2 separate regions of the Mus musculus genome follow, and region 1 is linked to region 2. Evidence: chromatin loops called from intact Hi-C (ENCODE). Cell type or tissue: left cerebral cortex. All regions are shown on one strand. Links, peaks and the distances in the headings refer to the core of each region. The heading gives the core; the rest is flanking DNA. Region 1 holds the start of 2510009E07Rik (RIKEN cDNA 2510009E07 gene). Region 2 overlaps Vps8 (VPS8 CORVET complex subunit).

What was found. A loop is a pair of places that touch in the nucleus more often than their neighbours do. Peaks named below come from ENCODE experiments on the same cell type or tissue, not always from the same donor. Only the 100,000 strongest peaks of a DNase experiment are listed, where the experiment ranks them.
Region 1: it touches region 2 in a loop (2.5-fold over the local background); 3 of 42 quality-filtered maps call a loop at or near these places.

Annotation. Positions count from the first base shown.
Region 1 is chr16:21,685,534-21,696,513 of GRCm38, reverse strand. It overlaps 2510009E07Rik (RIKEN cDNA 2510009E07 gene), which reads left to right and starts at 1,849. Exons shown (of 2, transcript NM_001001881.2): 1 at 1,849-2,298. The coding sequence starts at 2,109. In left cerebral cortex, for the core only: no CTCF peak of the experiment used is centred there; DNase peaks (open chromatin) are centred at 2,284, 5,427, 5,884 and 8,901; H3K4me3 peaks cover 3,144 bases; H3K27ac peaks cover 1,134 bases.
Region 2 is chr16:21,611,730-21,622,709 of GRCm38, reverse strand. The region is part of intron 45 of Vps8 (VPS8 CORVET complex subunit); the gene reads right to left. Among named protein-coding and RNA genes, the nearest start is that of 2510009E07Rik, 77 kb to the left of the region's middle. In left cerebral cortex, for the core only: a CTCF peak has its summit at 6,752 (motif pointing left); DNase peaks (open chromatin) are centred at 5,673, 6,474, 6,714 and 9,907.

The DNA.
Region 1 (10,980 bases), core at 1,863-9,862, 74 kb before region 2:
ATAAGATCTGACACTCTTACAAACATACATGTAGGCAAAACACCAATGCACATAAAATAAAAATAAATTAATTTTAAAAATTGGTTGGTTGGGCTAGAGCAATGAATGGCTCAGTGGTTAAGAGCACTGGCTGCTCTTCCAGAGGACCCCGGTTCAATTCCCAGCGCTTGAATGGCGGCTAACAACCAGCTGTATGTAACTCTAGTCCCACGGAATCTGATGCACTCCTCGGCCCTGGAGGGCGCTGCTTACAGGTGGTGCACAAAAATACATGCAAGTGAAACACCCATACACACAAGATAATAAAATGTAGAAAAATGGTTTGATAAATCTCAATTCTGTGGTGTAGGTTCCTTTGGTTTTCCTTTGCTGAAGTCATTCTGAGGTGGACATACAGCAGGGCTGCAGGGACGCTGAGCCAGCCGTGAGCTGCTTTGGGACTTAAGTGGGTGGGCACCTGGGAGATAGGTGAAGCATGGCACCTTGTGTTTACCTCAGTTCAATGTTAGGTTAACGGGGAGCCAGAATTTGTCACTTAGATGGGACAGTTGTTGAAATCAGCCGTTGCCATCTGAGTTTACCTCAATCCCTGACACATGAAGATTTCACAGAGTCAGACATATGCAAATTAGATTTCCCTTCCTAAGCCAAGGTTAAATAAAAGGGAAAATTATGAAAGGGTGCTTATGGCAGCAAAGAGTTTTGAGGACTTGAGGATGAATTTCGTTTAAAACCAGGATAGAGCTCATTGCCAAACAGGAAGGGGATAAAGGGAAGGGAAAGGAGATCTGGGGAAAGCACGGTCCAGCCCAGCATTTGTGCTGAGAGGCTCTGTTGCGGACCCTCTGCGATTACAGGCATTTTCCTGGGCCCGGTGTAGCATTTGGCAAGGAAGCAGAGGGAAGGCGTTCCTCCTTTCGGTGTTTTAGACTGGGCACTGGCCCGCGTGGTAGGGGAAGCACTGCTCCCGTAAACGAAAGATTCATTTTTCTCTTCTCTGGTTCAGTCTGGGATGGAAGACCCATTTGAAACAAGTTGTGGCCAGCAGGGCGGTCTAACAAGCAGACTGGGGGAGGTGGGAGAGGGACCTGCAGCCTAGGCAGCCACACCCATTGGCTAGGCTGGGCCACATGTCAGTCTGTGTACCCATGTCCGACCGTGTCAACTCCACACATGTAATCCATGCATAAATTTACTACGCCATTCCAGCCCACCATACCGCCACACACGCAGTTCAACTGATGCAGTTAATCACGCTAGGGCGTCCACACTCACAACACACACACACACACACACACACACACACACACACACACACACACTCACACACGACTATACGACTGGCGTGTAATGTCTATGGCCACACAGACACTGCAAGCCACTCAGTGCATCCCCACACCCTACACGTATCAAGACAGAAACCTAACAGATTCTCCCACCCTGACTGCCCAAAGCCCCGCACCCAGGACTAGTTCCGGGAGGCTGGCACAGGGAAGAACCCGCGAGGTCATCGCCCGCTGCCATCCGGCGGCTCCAGGACAGCCCGGGCGAGTGTGTGCCCAGCAGGACGCCACGGCGCGACGGGGAGGGAGTGCTAAGGACCAGGCTAGACCCTGTGCCTAAAGGCTGCGGGAGAAGGCCGGACTGTAGCCGGAGGTACGCCCTCCCAACCCGAGGGCGTAGGGGATGTGTGCTGACTGTCCTATGGGCATGTGGGACCCGCTGGCCGGGGGCAGAGGCGACGCGCGCAACGCCACCGCGAGGGGATGGGCTCGCAGAGGGGCGCGGCGGTCTAAGTGTGCGCGTGCGCGTGCAGGCGTGGCGGCCCGAGTGGGGAGGAGGGAGCAGGGAGGACGACAGAGAGAGACGGGAGGAGGGAGCAAAGAGGAGGGAGGAGAGGAGAGGAGAAAGAAGGGAGGAGGGAGCAGGGCGCAGAAGGGAGCAGGGCGCGGGGAGGCAGCAGGCCTGGCCGGGTCGCTGCTCCCTCCCCGGGCGGCTCCTCGGCAGCGGGTGTTCGCCGCGCCTCCAGCCCGCAACCCACCCTCGCCCTGCCCGGCCCGCGCCTCTGCCCTGTCCTAGGCTCCCGGCCCGGCTCTTCAACCGGAGAGATGAGTGCGGCCACGGCGCCCGAGCGCGGCTGGAAGAGCGAGAAAGTGGACGAGGCGCAGGCCCTGGCGCGGAGCTGCGCCGCCCGCAGACCCGACTTCCAGCCGTGCGACGGGCTGTCCATCTGTGCCACGCACAGCCACGGCAAGTGCTTCAAGCTGCACTGGTGCTGTCACCTGGGATGGTGTCACTGTAAGTGGAGCCGCGTCGGCCTGCTGTCGCCCGCCTGCGGCCGGGTGCTACCCGGACGACGGGAGGAAATCCCGGGGGAACCTAGCTGTAGTCACAAAAGGGAACCTTCCTACCCACAGGAGCCTGGGGCTGGCTTTCTTTGCCGTTCTTTTAGATACTTGCTCAGAGCCGCCAGAGCGGACGCGCGCCAGCAGGGTAGCCCTTTCAGCGGTGGGGGGTGGGCACGGACATACCCCTTTCACTTTCTTGCCTGTTCTTTCTGGCTGCTGTTGAACAGAAAGAACCCTAGGTCCTAGCGATTCCCATTTATTTAATGTATCCAGATCGAGAAAGAACCAAAGTATGAAGAATGGCTTCTAAGAAGTTAAAAGGAACAGTTTGAAGAGCAAACTCCTTCGACACCCAGTTACAGCGTTTGAGCCAAGCCAGGACTAGTCTAGTCCTAGGCCAGTTGTATTTATCCTGAGAGTTTTAAATAGATTAAACTTAAGTAGCCATTTAATCAGCATTCCACAATTTGATTACTTCATGGCATTTAGCTTAATCCGACTGCTGAATCATTTCTTTTTAGAAACATTCTGAAGTCGGTTTCCATATAATCTTAGATTTGGAGGGCTTTGCCGTGCTTAAGACACATTTTCCAAGTGATCTTCAATCAAACTTTTCCCCCCTGTTATTTAGGAGGATATGGTTTACAAGGAGAGCTACAATATGTAACAAATCTTTATTTGCTTTTAATTGAGAATATTTGAATGTCTTAGTTGAGTTTATAAATTAAAGGATAGAAAATCCTTGCTTTTCCTTATAAATTCAAGGTACCTGGAGAGCGAATATTGATTTTGTTGTTCCTCTGCTGATGAGGACAAACAGGATGTTCTTGCTTCTCGCTGAAAGTGTGGCTTCAGAGTAGGAAATATGAGAGCTAAAGTGTACCTGTTGGATGAATTTAATGGCAGTCTACCTCCTGCAGAAGTCCTGTTCTTACTGTGGGATGCGGATGCGGAGGAGTTAAGATGGCCCCAGTCATTGCCTTTCTTACTTCCCTCTCCAGGTAGAGTTGACTTCTGGGAAGCTTGCGTCTAGTCAGACAGATTGTTCCTCATTAATGAACCTTGATTCTCACAATGTCTTCCTTACAAGGAGATGAAAACGAACTTACCACATTCCTTCATCTGTTCTTACCTTATGAAGTCGAGTGTGTTTTCGGGTGGGTACATGGGTGTGTGCACTCGCATATGAGCCATGACTCACGTGCGGAGGTCAGAGGACAACTTTGTGTAATTTGGGGAACCTATCTTAGGTCATCAGGCTCATGGGGCAAATGCCTTCAACTCACGAAAACGTATTGTTATGTCTCTTCCTACTGTATCTTATACAACAGTCTAATGTTTCAGCCAAATTATGGCTGCCTCAACTCTTTGGATATGCATATTTAAATATACTAAGAATTTCTTGCATATGGGCCATTCTTTCTCTGAATCCCTGGCTATTCTTGAGGGAAGTAGGTTTTCCAAAACAGGTTTGAACTTGGCATGCATTGAGTGGCTGAGGAGAGATGTCCACCATTTTTCCACTGAGACTGTTGTTTTGTCCTGCTTCTGAGCTGCCATTGCCTTCTGTCCTTCCGCTTACAGGATAGCACCCGTGTACCTAACTATCTGGGTGGTTTTGTTCTGAACACATGTGCTGGGGGTAGGTGAGAAGCCCCTGAGTTCTGGGCTGGTCAGTGTGGAGCAAGACACCGCCTCTCATCTTTGAGGTGCTGCTCTGCCCTAGCCCTTCCTATACTTCATCACACCAGGCTAGCTGCTGCCCCCTCAAGCTGAGCTTGCTGTCTGCTAAAGCCACTAAGTAGGCTTTAAAAACTGTGGCAATTGATCCACGCCTTGCCCTTCTCAAAGCTGCATGTGTGGCTTTGGAGACAAGCACTGATCCCTTAGGGACGTCTTCCTGTTACCTTTTATTTGAGCGAGAACAGGTCCGTTTTTCTAAGTCTTATGATTTTAGTCTTGGCTCTTTTATTGGGTGTGCATTGGTTCTGTCTGTTTTCATGTGTATGTTATTCCTCCTGCATTCATGTCATTGTGCCTGTAGTAAACATCCCTCTCTTCACTCTAGTTATTGATAAAGTGTAATGTGACAGGAGAAGGCACCAGAGTCCTGAAGTCTGCCGATGGCCCTGCCCTAGAAGCTGATGGAAGTCATTAAGGAGCACTTGTAAAGGCTGGTTGCCTCATGCACGGTTTTCCATCTTGTGTTGTCATGTCCCTCTGGGTAAATGGCCAACTATAATGCTGCAGTCCCACTAACACAGGGATTGCTGCTGCCTCTTGATCTGTGCTCCGATTATGCGCAATCCTCTTTAAAAAAAAAAGGAATTAGATTGAGCTCAGATAACTCAGATTGGTTTCACAATGTTTTCTCTTTTCTTCTCTAAGAGACCAGAGACTGATTTTAAATAATCTAAATTTAGGAAAGGACTGCCAAATCAGCTAGTTCTTTCTGATCTCTCTCTCTCTCTCTCTGGTATCTGAGGGTATATACATGTATGTAATATCTGTACATAGTATCTGTGTTTACATATGTGTACATGTGTGCATATATGTGTGTGCAGTGTCCATATGTATGTGTAATATATATGTGCATAGTGTGTGCTTGTATGTGAGTGAGGGTATGTGTGTGTAGTGTCTTTTGTGTGTGTGTACATCTGTGTGGATGTGCGATTGTGTATGTGTGGTGCCTCTGTGTATACATATATGTACATAATATTTATGTCTGTACATATCTGTGTGTTGGTGTGTGAGTGAGGGTACGTGTGAGTCCCTATGTCTGTCTCCACTTTCTACCTTGTTTGGGTCAGAGTCTCTGTCATCTGCAGACTGGCTGGTCGGTAGGAATACTAAGGCTGCAGCCACAGGCATCCACACTTGGCTTTGTGGTCTGCAGATCTGAACTTAGGACTTCTCGCTTGCATGGCAAGAACTTTGCTTGCTGAGCCGTGTTCTCAGACCTTCATCTTTCTTGCTGTGCCAAGCTCCCACTCCTTCTCCATGCTTCTTGCACTGGCAGTGGTTCAGGGGTCTCATTCATGAGCAGATGTGGCACTCAAAGCTGCCAGGTGTGCTATTTCTGTCTCCTAACTTGGTCGGGTACCAATTCTTAACACCTTTTTACCAAAATACATTTTTTAAAAAAACTTGAGTAGAATTGGTTAATGTATTTGAGAACCTTATTTTCTGGCAAGATTCTTTTTAATCTGTTGTATAGAGCTTATATATTTTCTCTTCATGAGATGTTACAGAAATAGAATACAATATGAAGAAAGCTTCGTCTAGGACCTAGCAAAATCAAGTAACTTCCCCACAGGCATATAGCTAGTTAGCAATAGAGCTTGTACCTGGATCCAGATGTGCCTGATGCTGGAATAGTGACTCAAAACCAAAACAGAGGGATCTAAAGTTAGTGAGCGGAACCAACAGTTCTTAGGTCCCTTAGAGACAGTGATGGGGAAAGTGTCACTTACAGTGATAATCCAGAGGCATGAGAGCTGTAAAGAGGTCACTGGATTTGGAGAATGAGATTCAAGCGAGGGGTTATGAAAGAGAAAGTGAAGGGAAGGTGTCAGGCAGGGTTGAGTGGGTGTGCACGATGTGATGTAGGTGCCACCAGCAGAACCGAGAGTTGGCTTCATAAAGTCACACAATAGATGAGCTCCGTTTTCATGCAGAACAAATCTCAGCAGTGTCTGTTCCTTTCAGGTTGAAAGCAGTCAGAGTGGCACTTGATGGCACCTAAGATGGTATTAGCATATCTAAAGAAAGACTGTCTAGGAGAGGGATGGAGACAGAGAGACTGAGCTGGAAGTGTTTTTCAGGACCCTGCCTAATGGGTGGTAAGCCTGGTGTTCTAGCAAGGCTATCTGAAATCTGAAACACTTAGATAGTTTAATTCCTATGTATTTGTTTCCTATACAGAGATAAAGAGCTGATTAGAGAATTCTGCTGTTAAAACTTCAGGGCAGATCTGCTTTGTTGGTAAGTTAGCATTGTAGTCTTTGTTAGTCTAGTGTTCTCTTTCCCCACTTCTCTAGGAATCTCAAATAGTTGCTTTTTCATGTCCTCAGGCAATGCCCAGCTGCTTCTCCTGAAGGATAGCTCTGTCATACTTGTTACTGTAGCTACAGGGAATATATTCAACGTGATAGCAAAACATAGCCAGAGAAGAGGGTAGAACAGTTAACTTGTAATTTTTATTTCTTTGTACGATTCAAAGTCCTGACCTTGACTGGTGGTTAAAGAAGAAAAGCCCAGGTGTTAAGGGGAGATTTGGACTGATGTTCTGGGCGAGTCCATTCTGAGTTGACCGAGCTGGAGAAAGTTGATAGGTGTCATCACATCACACTTGTACTCAGGAATGTGTCAACCCCACCAATAGCATAAAATGGGATGCTTATCTACACATGCTGAAGTCTTTCTATATGAGTCTCTGTTAACTCACACACTGCAAACAGAGCAAACTGAGCAATGCTGAGAACAGCAACGTAAACATAAATATTTAGCAGACAGTTTTGATAACGTGTTCAGTTAGTAAAACAACACAAAGAGGATCTTCATTAGGGCCTATGACGTCTGTGCATTCTGACCAGGTTTATAATATATTGTGTGATAAAATACTCTGACAAAAGTGTGGTGGTTTGAATGAGATGTCACCTGTAAGTCTCAGGCATTTGAATACTTGGTCTCCCGTTGGTGGCTGGTAGTTATCTGGGGAGAATCAGAAAGTATGTTACTGGGAGCTGGGCTTTGAGGCTTCAAAGGACACTTGCCATTTTGAGTTAGCTCTCTGAACTTCCTGTTTGTGGTTTGAGATGTGATCTCTGAGCGGCTCCTGCAACCATGCCTTTGCGCAACCATCATGGATGCTAACCTTCTGGAACCATACGCCCAATGGCATGCTTTGTTTTATAAGTTGTCTTTGTCATCGGGCTTCACAGCCACAGGAAAGTAGCTAATACAGAAAGCAACTGAGGCAGGAAGAATTAATTTTAGCTCCCAGTTCATGGCATAGTCTACCACGGCAGGAAAGTCAAAGGAACAGGGGGTTTGAACAGCTGTTCAGATTACATCTAAAATAAGGAGAAAAGAGCAATGAATGCATGTTGTGTGAGGCTCTATTATTTCAAATTTATATAGTTCAGAATCTACACACCAAACAGGGTTCCCACTTAGAGTTAAAATGAGTCTTCCTACATCAATTACTGTAACCGAAATAATCCCCCATAGGCATGTCCAAAGGTCCATCTCTCAGATGATGCTAGATTCTGCCAAGTTGAAAATTAATATCACACAGCACGAGGTATGCGTTCCCTCCCATGGGCCTATAATTCAATTACAATGTGGTTAGTTACTCCATACCTGTCTTGCTGTTATTGTATAGGTGAGCACATCTTGCCTGGCAGGCCAGTATTTTAATACACAGGTTTCACAGCTGGGTAAGACTGTAGATGACTTTTCTCTGACAGCAGCCTACATAGAACCTTCTGGCATTATGAAAGCTAGCTATCAGGGCTAAAGCTTCCATCTCATTTCCAGTGTGATTTGTCTATGTCCTGTATCCAAGATATGTGGTGTCTCACTGTCAAGTTCTTATGATCAAACGAGTTTTGGCAATAACCTGTATTGTTTTGGGGACCTCTTGGGAACTGTTATCAGTTACCTGGCACTGGTAACTTAGGGCTTTTGGGAGAAGCATTATCTACCCGTGCTGTATACTTCCATTTAAACTTTGTTTTCCTTTTTTTTTTTCGAGACAAGGTTTCTCTGTGTAGCTCTGGCTGTCCTGGAACTCACTTTGTAGATCAGGCTGGCCTTGAACTCAGAAATTTGCCTGCCTCTGCCTCCCGAGTGCTGAAATTAAAGGTGTGGTGCCACCACGCCCGGTTAACTTTGTTTTCCTTTTAGTTGCAATTTTGGTTTGTGTACCAGACTGGATCTCTCCATATAACTGTGGTTGTTCTGGAACTTGCTATGTAGAACACGCTGGCTGCAAACTCATCACAATTGGCTTTAAGTTGTATTTTAAGTTAGTTTTCATAATAGGTTTCTCTGTGAGTTTCTCACACATCTTTCTTTTGGCTAACTCTCCCAATCTCTCTTCGTTCCCAGACTCCCATGTCTATACCAACTTCATTATTTCCGCTCTTGGTATTCCTTCCCTGTACCGTGCACTGCATGCGTTCTGATGTCCCCTCTCCCCTGAGGCTTCCTTGCCTAGCCCCCAACAGTGGTCCCTTTCTAGCTTCCTGGCCTCTAAGGTCACGCACGTCAAGGTAAACATACAAATCTAAAATCTGAAATCTAGGGCCTGCATCTGAGTGAAAACATCGAGTTTGTCTTTCCGCACTGTGTGACCTCAGTCAGGGTGATGTTTTTCAGTTCCGTCCATTTTCCTGCAAATTTCATAATTGGTGTCATGTTCCATACACTCATTATCCCCTCACCAGTTGGCGACATCCAGCTTGATTCCATTTCACAGCTATTTTGAGCAGAGCAGCAATGATCAAGATGGGTGAGCGTCTCTAGAGTCGGAAGTGGGATCCTTTAGGCACATTCTCAGAAGTGGTATAGCTGAGTCATATGAGAGCTCTATTTTTAGCTTTTGAGAAACTTCCACACTACTTTCCATAGAGGCTACACAAGTTTACACTCCTGCCAACAGTGAATAAGGATTCCCCCTCTTCCACGTCCTTTCCAGCATTTGCTATCATTTGATTTCTTTTTTTCAACTTAAAGCACTTTAGAGAACACACAAATACTGTATTCACATAACTTTCCCCTCCTCCTCTTCCAACTCCAACTTCTATCATGTCTCCTGCTCCATCTCAAATGATATCTTCTATAATTACACATACCAAAAAGCCCCCCAAATCTACTGAGTCTATTTTGTGGTGTTCTCATGGGATGATGGACTGGGATTGGATAATTTATTAGGTGGCTTGTACCTGAAGAATGTTGATTCTTCCTGTCCCAGAAGCCATTGCTTATAGCTCCTCTTCTGGGAGTAAGGCCTTATGAAATCTCCCCTGTCTGCATTGGCATATTGACTGGTCTGTTATTGTGCAGATCTTGTTTAGGAAACCATATTGTTGAGATTTCACGTGTGCAGAGTCCCTGCCTTGTTTGCAAGACACTACATAGCCTCGGGTATCCTGGTCCTCTGTCTCTTAAACGTCTCTGCCCCATCTTCTGTGGTGTTCCTTGAGCCTTAAGGGTAGGGAATTGCATTGTAGATTTTCCACAGGGGACCCCATTGTCACATATTCTCTATATTTTGACCAGTTGTGTATTTCTGTAATCTTTCCACTGCATAAACAAGCTTCTTTGATGACGGGGGAGATCTCTAGTGATCTGCGGATGTAAGGGTTACTGCTTACAATACAGCCATATTGGTCTATGAAAATGATAGTAGTAGGTTCTGATTTAGGGTCTATATCTTCTACAGCAGTAGCTAGTTGGGTAGGTTTGCAGTCCTAGGTTAGTTTCAATTTCTTGATATTTTTTGTTGGATGTGTAGTTGGTAATGAATAGAGCAGCAAAGAACACAATTGAGCAAGTGTCTCTGCAGTAGGATAAAACATCATTTACGTTTGTGCCTAAGAGAAGTATAGCTGAATCCTGAGGTAGATTGATTCCCATCTTTCTGAGGAACTGCCAGACTGATGCCCACGGTGGTTGTACGAGTTTGCACTCCCGCTAGCAATGGATGGGTGTTCCCCTCACTCCACATCCTTGCCAGCATGACTGTCTTTTGTGTTAGTTACGGATCTTAGCCATTCTGACCGGTTTAAAGATGGAATCTCAGAGTGCTTTGATTTGCATTTCCCTCATGACTCGGATATTTCTTTCAGTGCATCTCAGGCATCTGAGTTTCCTCTTTTGAGAATTAGTTTGTCTTTATAATATCCAGATTTTTGAGTTCTTTATGTATTTAGGATATTAGCCCTTTGTTGGATGTGTAGTTGGTAAATATCTTTTCTGGTTCTGAAGGCTGCTATTTTGTCTGAATGGTGATGTCCTTAGCTATGCTGAAGCATCTCATGAGTTTCATTAGTTTTATTAATTGATTTATTTATTTATTAGTTTCATGAGTTTTATTGTGATCTTAGTACCTGAGCCAATCATGTTCTGTTCATAATGTCTTTCCCTGTGTCAGTGAGTCCATGGTTATTCTCCCTTTTCTTTTTTTTTTTTAAAGATTTATTTATTTATTTTATATGTAAGTACACTGTAGTTGTCTTCAGACACACCAGAAGAGGGTATCAGATCTTGTTACAGATGGTTGTGAGCCACCATGTGGTTGCTGGGATTTGAACTCGGTTGGGATTTGAACTCACTTTGAACTTGGGACCTTTGGAAGAGCAGTCAGTGCTCTTAACCGCTGAGCCATCTCACCAGCCCCCCCCTTTTCTTTTCTAGTAGGTGCCATGTATCTGGTTTTATTTTGAGGCCTTAGATCCATTTGGAGTTGAGTTTTGTACAGGGTAATAAGTATGAATCTATAGATTCTTCTATATGCAGTTGTACAGTTGGACCAGCATCATTTGTTGAAGAAGTGTGTATTCTTACTTCTTTATCTAAAATCAGGTGTCTATAGGTGTGTGGACTTATGTCTGGGTCTTCAATT
Region 2 (10,980 bases), core at 2,050-10,049:
AGCACAGTTTCAGGGAGGGGCTCTACTAAGTGGCTTTACTGCAGAGTAGAGGCTCCAGTGTCCCTTTGCCATATACCCCAATGAAAAGTGTGACTGTCAACTATGGAGGGAGCCTCATCAGGGAACAGTGTTGTAGGGAAAAGGTTTAACTGAAGCTGGAGCAACAGCTACAACTGTAGTGTCTGATGCAGTCCCAGATGACAGACGCGATGGTATAGTTTTGATAAAGCACTCTTCCATTGGAAGAGAGGGAACAAACATGGTCCAGAGACCCTCTGCTGGCACCAAGATGTTCTACAGCATCCCCATGCAAGAGACATCTGAGCTGTACGGAACAACAGTGAAATGCAGAAACAAAACAGGGTGGGCCTCGGCTGCTGAGGGTTGGTCGGCTGCTATGGATTGCAATGCCAAACACTGGCCTGGTGGCCTTCAGGGAGGAGGGAATCCTCCTGTACACAAAGTGATGCTATGTGGCCTTGCTCCTTAATTTAAAACTATTGGTTGAATAAAGATGCTGACAGCCTATAGCTGGGAAGAGGAAAGGCAGGGCGGGGTTTGATTTCTGGGCTTGGGGGTCTGAGGAGGACCATGAGGGGAGAGAGAGAGAGAGAGAAGGTGGAAAGAGGAGAAGACATCATGGGGTAGGTGAGTCATGAAAACTTGGCCATGAGGGCTGAATACCTAGAGTTAAGAGCTGCCCAGATGGAACATGGCAAGTTATAACTCAGGGTTATTGATAGGGAAGTAAATACTAATATCTTAGAGGGTAGATAACTGCCCAGCTCTAGAGCTTTAAAGGCTTATTAAAAATATAAAGGTTTTGTGTCTTTTATCTAGCTGAATGATCAAAGGTGGGGTAGAACCTCCCCAATTGAGATTAAATAATTAATACAACATGCTATTCCAGACAAACATTTCCTTGATTTGGATGAAGGCAGAACAGCCTCTGGGTAGATGGGAAATAATGATTGCACAGGTCATAAAGGAAGCAGTACCAGGCCTGTACCCACCCGGCTCTGCAAGGTGGGAGTGTGAGCATCAGTGGTGTGTGTGTGAATGAATCAGCAAGTTGGCCTTGCCATGTTCGCTTGCAGGCACACATGCAAAATGGCACCTGGAAAGGACAACACGCTTTGGGTTCCACTCATGGAAAGAGAGCCTAGAATAAGGAACTGAGTGGGCTCAATGGTGTCACCCTGCGGGCTAAGCCCTACTCTAAGTTACCATACAAAAGCACTGACTTTTCAGCCTGTACCGTCCTAGGAGACTCCACTTACAGTTTTTGACTCCCATTTTGAGGTAGAAGAGGCCATCAGGCGTGGGTGAGCCCAGAAATTCTACCATCCATCAGTCACCTCCTATCCAGAAGAGATGGACAGATGACTTATCTCCATGATTAGTAAAAGGGTCACCCTATGAATTTACTAGGGAGTGTAAGGGTGGTGCTAATACTAAGGTCTAATTACCTAATTGGTTCTTGACTTGTCAATAAAGATGTACAGGGGCCAATTGCTGGACAGAAGGTACAAGTGGGACTTCAGGGTCCAAAGAGGAAAAGGCACTCGGGGAAAGAGAAAGGGGCTTTTTGGCTAGACTTTGGAAAGAGAAGCACACAGCCAGGGCCTGCAGCTCTGCTGCAAGCGGGTTGCCAGAGATGTTTGGCAGGGACTTATTGGGACAGGCCACTGAGTTTGGGGTGGTTTGGTAAGGGCACACATTTCCAGGTGGGAGGTATCTGCGCCCAGTAATTGTGCTACAAAAAGCAAGCTGTAAAGTGACAAACTGAGTGTGTCCCTTATCTGTGGATTCAAGAGTCTCTGGTGAGGCTGGTAACTCAAGATTCAAGAGTCTCTGGAGTGGGCTGGTGGAGTGGTCAACTCCTGGAGTAAAGGTGGGAGGGGAAGGGAAGCCAGTTCGGTGCTTGTGGCACTGATCCAGCTAAGCAGGTGGAACAGAAGTGGGCTGGTAGGGCAGCAGCTCCTAGCAGCTCCTGGTGTGTCTTTAAAGCTACATGCAACAAGGGAGAATTGAAATTGTGGGAGCACATGGGCATATTAAAATTTTCTTGGGAAGACCAGGCCCAAGAATTTATTGGAGTCACCAGATTGAGGAAAAAGTCTAATTCCCTCACCTGTACCCCATAAATTGATGGATGCCTAAAAGTATAAAAGCATGACCCCAATACCAATGGATGGTCTGATCCCAGGTGTCTGCATCAAGGATGGAGGGTTCCCAGATCCGACTGGTCCCCATTGTTAATGTAGCCTACTCCCCAGCGCCGGCTCACCTATGTGCCCATCTGGACCCCCACCTGGTGTGGCTTGTCCCTTTGCAGTCACACTCACAGCTCTGCTCTCAAATCTGACTCCAACAGCTCTGGCTCAGCACTGGGCTACTTTGTATCTATCCAGACTTCCTCAGTACACTGCCACAGCCTCCTCACTCTGCGGAATTCTCTTTAATTTATATTCATTCTGTAACACATGCACACATCTACATGTACATACATACATGTACATACATATACCTTTACAGACTCTGTGTGCTGTGTGATTTGAGAGTTAATAATTAACAATTAAATTGTAAAGATGGGCCAGGCTACCAAGGTAGATGGATTTAATAATAAAGCCATCATTGAACAATTAAACCTTGCATTCAGTATTCCGTAAACGCTGACACCATGTAAAGACACAACGTCTGCATGTTTGTATGTTCAGGACATGCCCACTATCAGGAAGATAGCTCTTAGGGCTTCCCAAGGGGGAGCAAGAGAGGTGGGAGGCTTATTCCATCCCAAAGAACTCCACACATTCTGTTCCCAATTGCAACTGGGAAAGGCATTAAAACCAAACCTAACCCAACCAAGAAATCATGTAAAGGTTCGAGAAATAGACCTAGTGAAGAATGGCAAATGAAAAACAATTATCTGGAGAAAAAGGAAATCTATGAATTCATGCCGACAGCAAGTGTCTGGTGTCTGAACCAAGACTCCTCCTCCCAACCCCAGCCCAGCAGAGGGGACTCCAGTGCAGACTCTGCACCCAAGAGTGGCAATGCCTGCCTCTTGGAGCTCCCAGAATGCTCTGGATGAGGCAGAGCCCAGTACCCTCAGCCTGCCTCCCATTATGCATGTCTAGCCCCAGAGAGATGAACCTGAGTGGTGGGCGTTGCCTGAACTTAGAGGATGGCAGTAGTTCTATCTGTGAGGCTGTATGCTGCCCTCCCACCCTTCCCTGGCATGTGAGGCAAGCCATAAGCAGAAGAAATACCAAGTATTATTATCTTTTTAATTTGTTTTTTTTTTTTTCAAGACAGGGTTTCTCTGTGTAGCCCTGGCTGTCCTGGAACTCACTCTGTAGACAAGGCAGGCCTCGAACTCAGAGATCCACCTGCCTCTGCCTCCCGAGTGCTGGGATTAAAGGCGTGGGCCACCACTGCCCTGCGAAACACAGAGTATCAATCTTTTCTGTCAAACACTCTAAAACTTTCATTTATGACAAGGAATACAAATCTTTTTATTCCCCCCCCCCAAGTTGTAAAATATGCAAATGTTTTAATCTCCCTTATTTGTACCCTTTCTTTCCATAAAGGCCCTGCAACAACCTTGGAACTTAATCGACTTAACTGACCACCCCTTTTCCCAGTTTCTTTTCTTTTGGGTCATTCCCCCCACCTTCCAATTCTTTTAAAACTAGCCAATTGCAGGGGTGGATCAATGATTCTGCAGCTAGGAACATGGCAGTTCTTGCCGGGGACCTGGGACCAGTCCCCAGCACCCACATGGTAGTTCACAATCGTTCAACTCCACTTCCAGAGGATCTGATGCCCTCTTTTAGCCTCTGAGGACACAAAGTATGCATGTGGTACATAGCATACATGCAGAGAAAACATCTGTACACATTAAATAAATGTCCTCTACCTGCTGTGCCCCACCCCCTTGTCTTTTCCTTGGTCTGTCTGTCTGTCTGTCTATCAAACTAGCCAATTGTGAAAGAATGTGAGGTTGGACCCCAGCCAATGGGGAAAGGGTACAGTCACCACCTCTCTTAGAACAAAACAGTGACTTCTGTCTGGTTGAATATGCTCTTCTGCTTGAGTGAATACAGCACCCTTCTGCTTAGAAGGAAAGTTCTGCCTTATAGGGACACTGTAATTGGGGTGGTCTCTTCTCTGGGGCCCTGAGATTATTTCTAACAGTTGGACCAGAGGCCGCAGCCTCCTCATCCTGGCACAGAAACTTTCCACTGTCCCTGTCCGAAGCTCCAGAGATTTGGGATGATAAGATTTCCCCAGGGATAAAAGCAGGTTCATACACCTATAGTTTCTCCCTTCTTCTAAAGAGAGCCTGCTTCAGTGCAGTGCAGCTGAGAGGCGTTGGAACTCAAGTTCTAAGGACCACAGGAGTTGTGAAAGGTAAAGGAGAGGAGTTTCTGCTGTGATGCGCCACAGATGAGGGAAAGATGACTGGGAGGAGCCTTAGTGGCAGGCAGAATGATAAATATAGACTTCAGGAACAATGACATACAAAGAATCAGAGTTGACACTTGGGTTTGAAGAACAATTGATATCCTGGGTTATTGTTGAAAACAAAAATGGCTGGGTGTGGTCAGAGATTAAACGGAGAGGCAGGCAACACCACAGCCCCATGGTTACCCCAGGGTGAGTGTATCTGCACTGTATTTCCTTAGAGAAAAGTATGAGATCCCATGGTTACCCCAGGGTGAGTGTATCTGCACTGTATTTCCTTAGAGAAAAGTATGAGATCCCATGGTTACCCCAGGGTGAGTGTATCTGCACTGTACTTCCTTAGAGAAAAGAATGGGAAGCTTAATGTGGAGACCAAGCTGCACTTGCTCTGTTGCTCCGGTGTGTAGGGCCGCGTGTGTGAACCACAGTGTTCAGCTGTGCCTGGCTTCCTGGGGCCTCAACTTTACAAAGCAGCATTTGGCTCCATTCTGAGCACAGGCAGAGGCATGTGACTTACCTCGTCCTTACACATGTACAGAACCACCTCTCCAAGCCCACCCAGGAGGCCCAGCCTGCTCAGAGTTCATCCCCAAAAGTAAAAACCCACCAGCTATAAACTCACCTACATCTGGGCACGTGGATGTATAGTGCAGGGACATCTGGGCACACAGATGCGTAATGCAGAAAGTTGACCCAATAACGCATCAAGCACACCAGGCTAACACAGGGTATAACATCCTCACCCGGACTACGAGGTCCCTAGATGGCAGTGCCCTAGCAATGCCTTAAAGGCTAGCCTGGGCTCAGCTCGGTCTGGACCCTGATCAGGTAAACAGGACTGCTATGGATAAACTAAAGCGTGCATGCAGCATTCCTCTGAAACCTTTGCCTGGAGGATCCTTTTCTTCCCTCATCCACCCCTACAGGCGTGGGGCATCTACTTCCCCACTACCTAAAACAAACCTATAACAGACCCAAGTCCCCAGGCTAGTGCCCTGGCTCTTCTGGCCAGCAACCCTTCCACCCCTACTCTAACTTACAACCGTTCCAGCTCACAGGCTCCCGCCCCCATCACCTTTTTCTTTAAAACTGGCAAAGCTCTCCCTGCCTTTAGATATTTTCTCTGCCTGCTCCTCTTTGCTCAAGATAGCCACAGCAGTTTGATTTTCCTCAAATAAACATTCCTTTCTATCCACAGAGCAGCCTAGTTTACAGACTAACGCTTACATTTAACACTACAATAGTGGCGTACCCCCTCACTGGGCATCTGACCATCCAGTGTGTAAGGTAAGGAATTAGACCAACAAGGCAGAGAACTCCCAACTACCCCAGGGGCCTCAGCTTTGCTCTTTTCCCACTGCCTGCTCTGCAATCCTGCAGCTGCAACTCTTCAGATGAGTTAACACAGAACCCCAAAGGGACTCTTTGCATCTGCATTATCTCTCTGCCTCTATTTCCATTAAAGCCTCTTGGTTTCTTTAACTCTTTTGTAGCCATTCCTTAAGGTAAACATATGCATGGTTATGTGATGTCGAATATATGACCTGACAGTTAATAATAAAGATGGAAATGTAAAAATCTGGGTTTACCAACAGCTAGCTAAAAAGAGAAATCAAAACTACTTAGCAAATGAAATAAATGTAGCTTGTGAACTTAATGCTATTTGATATATTCTGACACCGTGGAAAGACACAAATGTGTCTGACTATGTTTATGGGATAGTACGTCACACCATTAACAGTGGAGGAAAATAAGCTTTACTAAATTATTTCAACCCATCACCAAAACATTATAAAATAATAATGAGCCCTGGGGGCAGATGGGTAAGTACATTGTTCTCAAATGTTCAGATCCCATTAAAAACCACAAGGTGTGCACACATAGGAAAGCATTAACCAAAGAAATGGCTGGAAACCACACACAATGGAGCCAGACCCCAGATTTCACATGGGCTTCAAAGCAGTCTTGATGCATGTGTTCACAAAGTGAGGGGAGCAGGAGACAAGGAAACACAGGAGGGTGTGATGCCTGCCACCACCAACGGAGAACACCAACAAGGAAACAAATACATGGAAGCTAGATGAAAACTTGGGAGTTAACACTGGAACAGAAATAGAGAACTCATTAGAATGTGTCAGAAGAAAACCTGAACAGGCAAAAGAACTGGTGAACACACATGAGCAGAAAACTGAGTTTACGAAAGCTGGGGCTGGGCAGATGCTCCCTCCGTGTAGTTAAAGCACCCGCTGCTCTTCCAGAAAACCCACACTAGGATCAGACGCCCTCTTCTGGTCTCTATTGGATACTACATGCACATGCACATATCCACCTTCTGCTCCCCATATTCATAAAAATAAAATAAATCTTATTTTAATAGACTACACAAGATGAAAACCACAGAAAGAAGACTAGGAAGAGCTTTGGAGAGACGTACGGTCCCAGCAGCATAGCACAGCTAATGAGACCCTACAGCAGAAGAAAAACATTTCAACACTTATGCCTCAGAATTTCCAAGTTCACTGAAAAGTAGTAACGTTCACATTCAGCCAGCTCAACGGACTCTGAGTATGATATGGATGGATGATAAGACAAACTCGCAAATGGGAAAAGTAAAAGACAAGGTGGAAACCACGAGTCACATCGAGGGGTAGATGGGAAAAGCCCTAAGATTAACAGCAGCAACAATGGCAGCCAGGAGTCACCGAGGCAACATTCAAAACCTTCAAGAAAAACCGGGCAGCCGAAAATCCTACATCCAGCAAAGCTGTCTTCTAAAAGTGCATGCAAAACAGGACTTTCCTAGATAAATGAAAACCTCGGAGTACTTCAGAGATGTCTTGCAGGTCTGACCACTTGAGTCAATCCTAGAACCCATGATGGAAGTCGAGAACCAACTCCTGGAGGTTAGTTGTTCTCTGATCTCTATACGGTACTGAGGCACTAATGCCCACCCCTACCTACCTCTCTGACAAGAGTGACTAAGATAATGAAAACGATTTTCACAATTTCAAATGCACACAGATAAGCAAGGAGAACAAAAGATAACTGTATAATCGTAAAATGCTATACAAATGCCTGTTTTCACATTCTCTCACAACCAATTCTAAAGAGTAGTTGTATGACATGAACGCAATGCAAATAGTACTTAAACAAATCAGGCCTACACAACTGGCATTATCTGGTTCAAATCAGAAACTGAACCAGAAAAGCAAAGATACACACAGTGAACCCAAGAGCACCACAAAGCATGCTCCCTGAAAAAACTTTAAAACTAAGACAAAACAAAAAGCCCTGAACACACTGAGAAATCAATGAAGGTGTAATGAAAGGGTCTATACAGGAAACAGCTGAGCTGGCAGCCGGTAAGCAGTGTCTGGATAGCAGGAGTTCTGATGGAAGGGAAGCAGGATAAAAAGCCATCTACAGAAAGCATATAGAGAGATAGGCATCATTATCTCTATAAAAAGCCATCTGGTTGTCTGCTCCCTTCCCCAACCCCCTCACCCTGCTTCCACTGAGTTGGGTCCATTGGGGAAGAGGCACCAAGAACTTTTAAGCACAGGAGCAAGAGAGCCAGGCTGGAGGGTGAACTGGGTAAGCCACAGAGTGAGACAGCAGGTTGTATCAGCAGACAAAGGGCACAGGAGTCAGAAAAGCCCAGATGCCAGCACCCTGGCCATGGCCTGGACAAGCAGGACTGGAAGAAGAGCCTGGCAGATGCTGGACTCAGTGTGCAGGAAGGAGAGGAGAGGCCAGCAGCTGTGCTTCACCTAGCAAGAACAAAGTACACTTCTCTCAGTGGCACACGGGACAGTTTCTAAAACTGACCACCAGTTACAATGGCCAGGAGTTAGGAAAGAGGATAGAAAGCTAACTGCTCTCCTAGTTTTAATTCTGTTGTGGACTTTTGATTTTTATGATGGATAAGCACATAAAATATACTTGATGCTGAAAGTATAAATGTAACATAGATCTGCACAGATGCCGCTAAGAATGGCCATGCCAACGATGCAGAATTTCACCGAGTTGTATAGACTTTGTGTCTGCTTTGGGGTGATGCTTTTATTTGCATGTTTTAAATAATAAATTCTATAAAAATAAAGAACAGTCACATTAATGGCTGCATTAATAATGCTGCAGCCAGGCACAACAGGCAAAGGTGCTATAGGGTCTCAAGTCAGAGATGGCAGAACTAGGAGCCAAACAACTGTTCTCTAGCCATTTGCAGTCAATGGTCAATTATCCTGTAGAAAACAGAGTGTTAACATATAACTCAGTAGTTCACCATGGCCTGAGAACCACGTCGACAGAGGAAGCTGCAGAGACATCTACTGTGACTTTCTGTATGACTGCAAATACCTATAAGCAGCTAAGATGTCATTTGAAGGTGAGTGGATAAAGCAACCACAGTACCTACAAAAGTGTTCTATAATGATGAAAGATTAACTAAGTCGTGAAATGACACCGAGACGTCTTCAATGCTGACCACTGGGTGGGAGATGCAACTTACTAACTATCCCAGAAAAGGCAAATCACAGAGGCAGCAGAGAGGTCAGTAGTTGCCAAGTGTTTGGGGAGGAAGGATTTGAGGCTCGATGGAACTACAACGTATGACCTTCAGTAGACACAGCTCATCACACACAGAACTCATAACACAAAGCATCGAGCCTAAAGTGAACCACAAACCTTAGTTAATTAATGTACCATCAACTGTAGTAACTACTGTAAGATATTCCTTCCAAGCTGATCCAACCACTATACTGGTACCAGCTCCATCTTTGGAACTACTGAGAATGCTTGTCCTTCCATGTAACTCAGTGTCCTCCAGATGTCTGACACCAGCTCGACACTAGTCTTCTCACGTCAGCATACCAACACTGGTTGCAGTCTTCTCCTGAGCCTGTCAGAGACCACATCTTGCTCTTTGCTCCTAACTGCTATGAATCCACCAACCAGCGGTTACTGGGGCTGGCCGCGGTTACTGGGGTTGGCCGCGGTTACTGGGGCTGGCCGCGGTTACTGGGGCTGGCCGCGGTTACTGGGGCTGGCCGCGGTTACTGGGGCTGGCCGCGGTTACTGGGGCTGGCCGCGGTTACTGGGGCTGGCCGCGGTTACTGGGGCTGGCCGCGGTTACTGGGGTTGGCCGCGGTTACTGGGGCTGGCCGCGGTTACTGGGGTTGGCCGCGGTTACTGGGGCTGGCCGCGGTTACTGGGGCTGGCCGCGATTACTGGGGTTGGCCGGTTCTCCTGATGCCACAGAAATGCTAGCTTGTTCTGGATTCTTTTTTCCTTAAAAAAATTAAAAAAAATGAAATCCTAAAAAAATCATGAACAGATTTCCTCCTCATCTCCATTCCTGACATGAGTGGGAAGACAAACTGAGTTAACACTTCTTACCACCAGAACAGCCGGGAAAGGAAAATGAGCCACAAATTCTAATACCCTCCGCTATTTGAGAAACTGGGAAGCAAGGTCTTAGAGGTCTGGTTCTGAGCTGAGAAGAATCCACCGAGAGCAAGAACTACCCAGAGGTTATTCTGAGAAAAACGTCAGCTGGCATCAGCTGCGGGTGGTTCAGGGGCACCAACACCCCAAGGAGTACAGTCAGATCCTCATTTCTGCAGACACACAATCAGGGAATACTGCCTCATTCTAGGAAAGGCTCAGGCAGGACATCCAGCTTTGTAAGGACATGCCTTTGGCGGGTGGGGGTGGGGGGACTGTGCATCCAACAGTCAAAAGTCCCTAGTTGGTGTGTCGATGAGACTTGCAGTCAATGAGAGATGTTCCATAGTGCTGTGATCCCTGAAACCTTAAATCCTCTCAGGTCCTTTGTTCCACCCTGTAAACTGACTACTGTGCGAGCGAGCTTCCAGACTTGCCAGGTTCTGATGATCCCTAAGTAACCCCTGAGACGATCCCGGAGATGCACGTGTGTCTCCCAACTCTGTCACTGCAGATATTAGTGGGAGCCAATTAAGCAGAAACTTTATACATACAACTAGTTATACACATTATACATAAATGCTTGTTTGCTGACATTTGAGTACCTAAAACGCAAATGACTCACGAGAAGACACAGGCAGTGCCATGTGCTATACACTGACCAGTGAAAGCAGATCACTGACCTCCTGAAAAGTGACCACTGTGTAAGATGTGCAGGAAGTCAGCAGAGCCCTACAGAGAGCATCGCTCCTTCCTCCTCAGGAGTGAACTGACTCTTGGCAGGTCTAAGAGGGGAGTCAATGAATGCGCCCTTCAGTTACGGAGTTTAAGAGACTTTGCAGCAGATAAACTCAGCTGCTTCCTTTGTGTTTCTTACAACACATGTCGCTTTGGCAGCCACTGTTTGCCAGACGTGATGGCCATTTTCATCTAACAGAGGAACTTTGGGAGAGGGACTATAATCAAGGACGAATGAGGATGTATGTAAATGGACACATACATGCACACATACATGCCCCCACCCCACACACATTAAGTTTCACACCGCTCCTCATTTAACCTTCC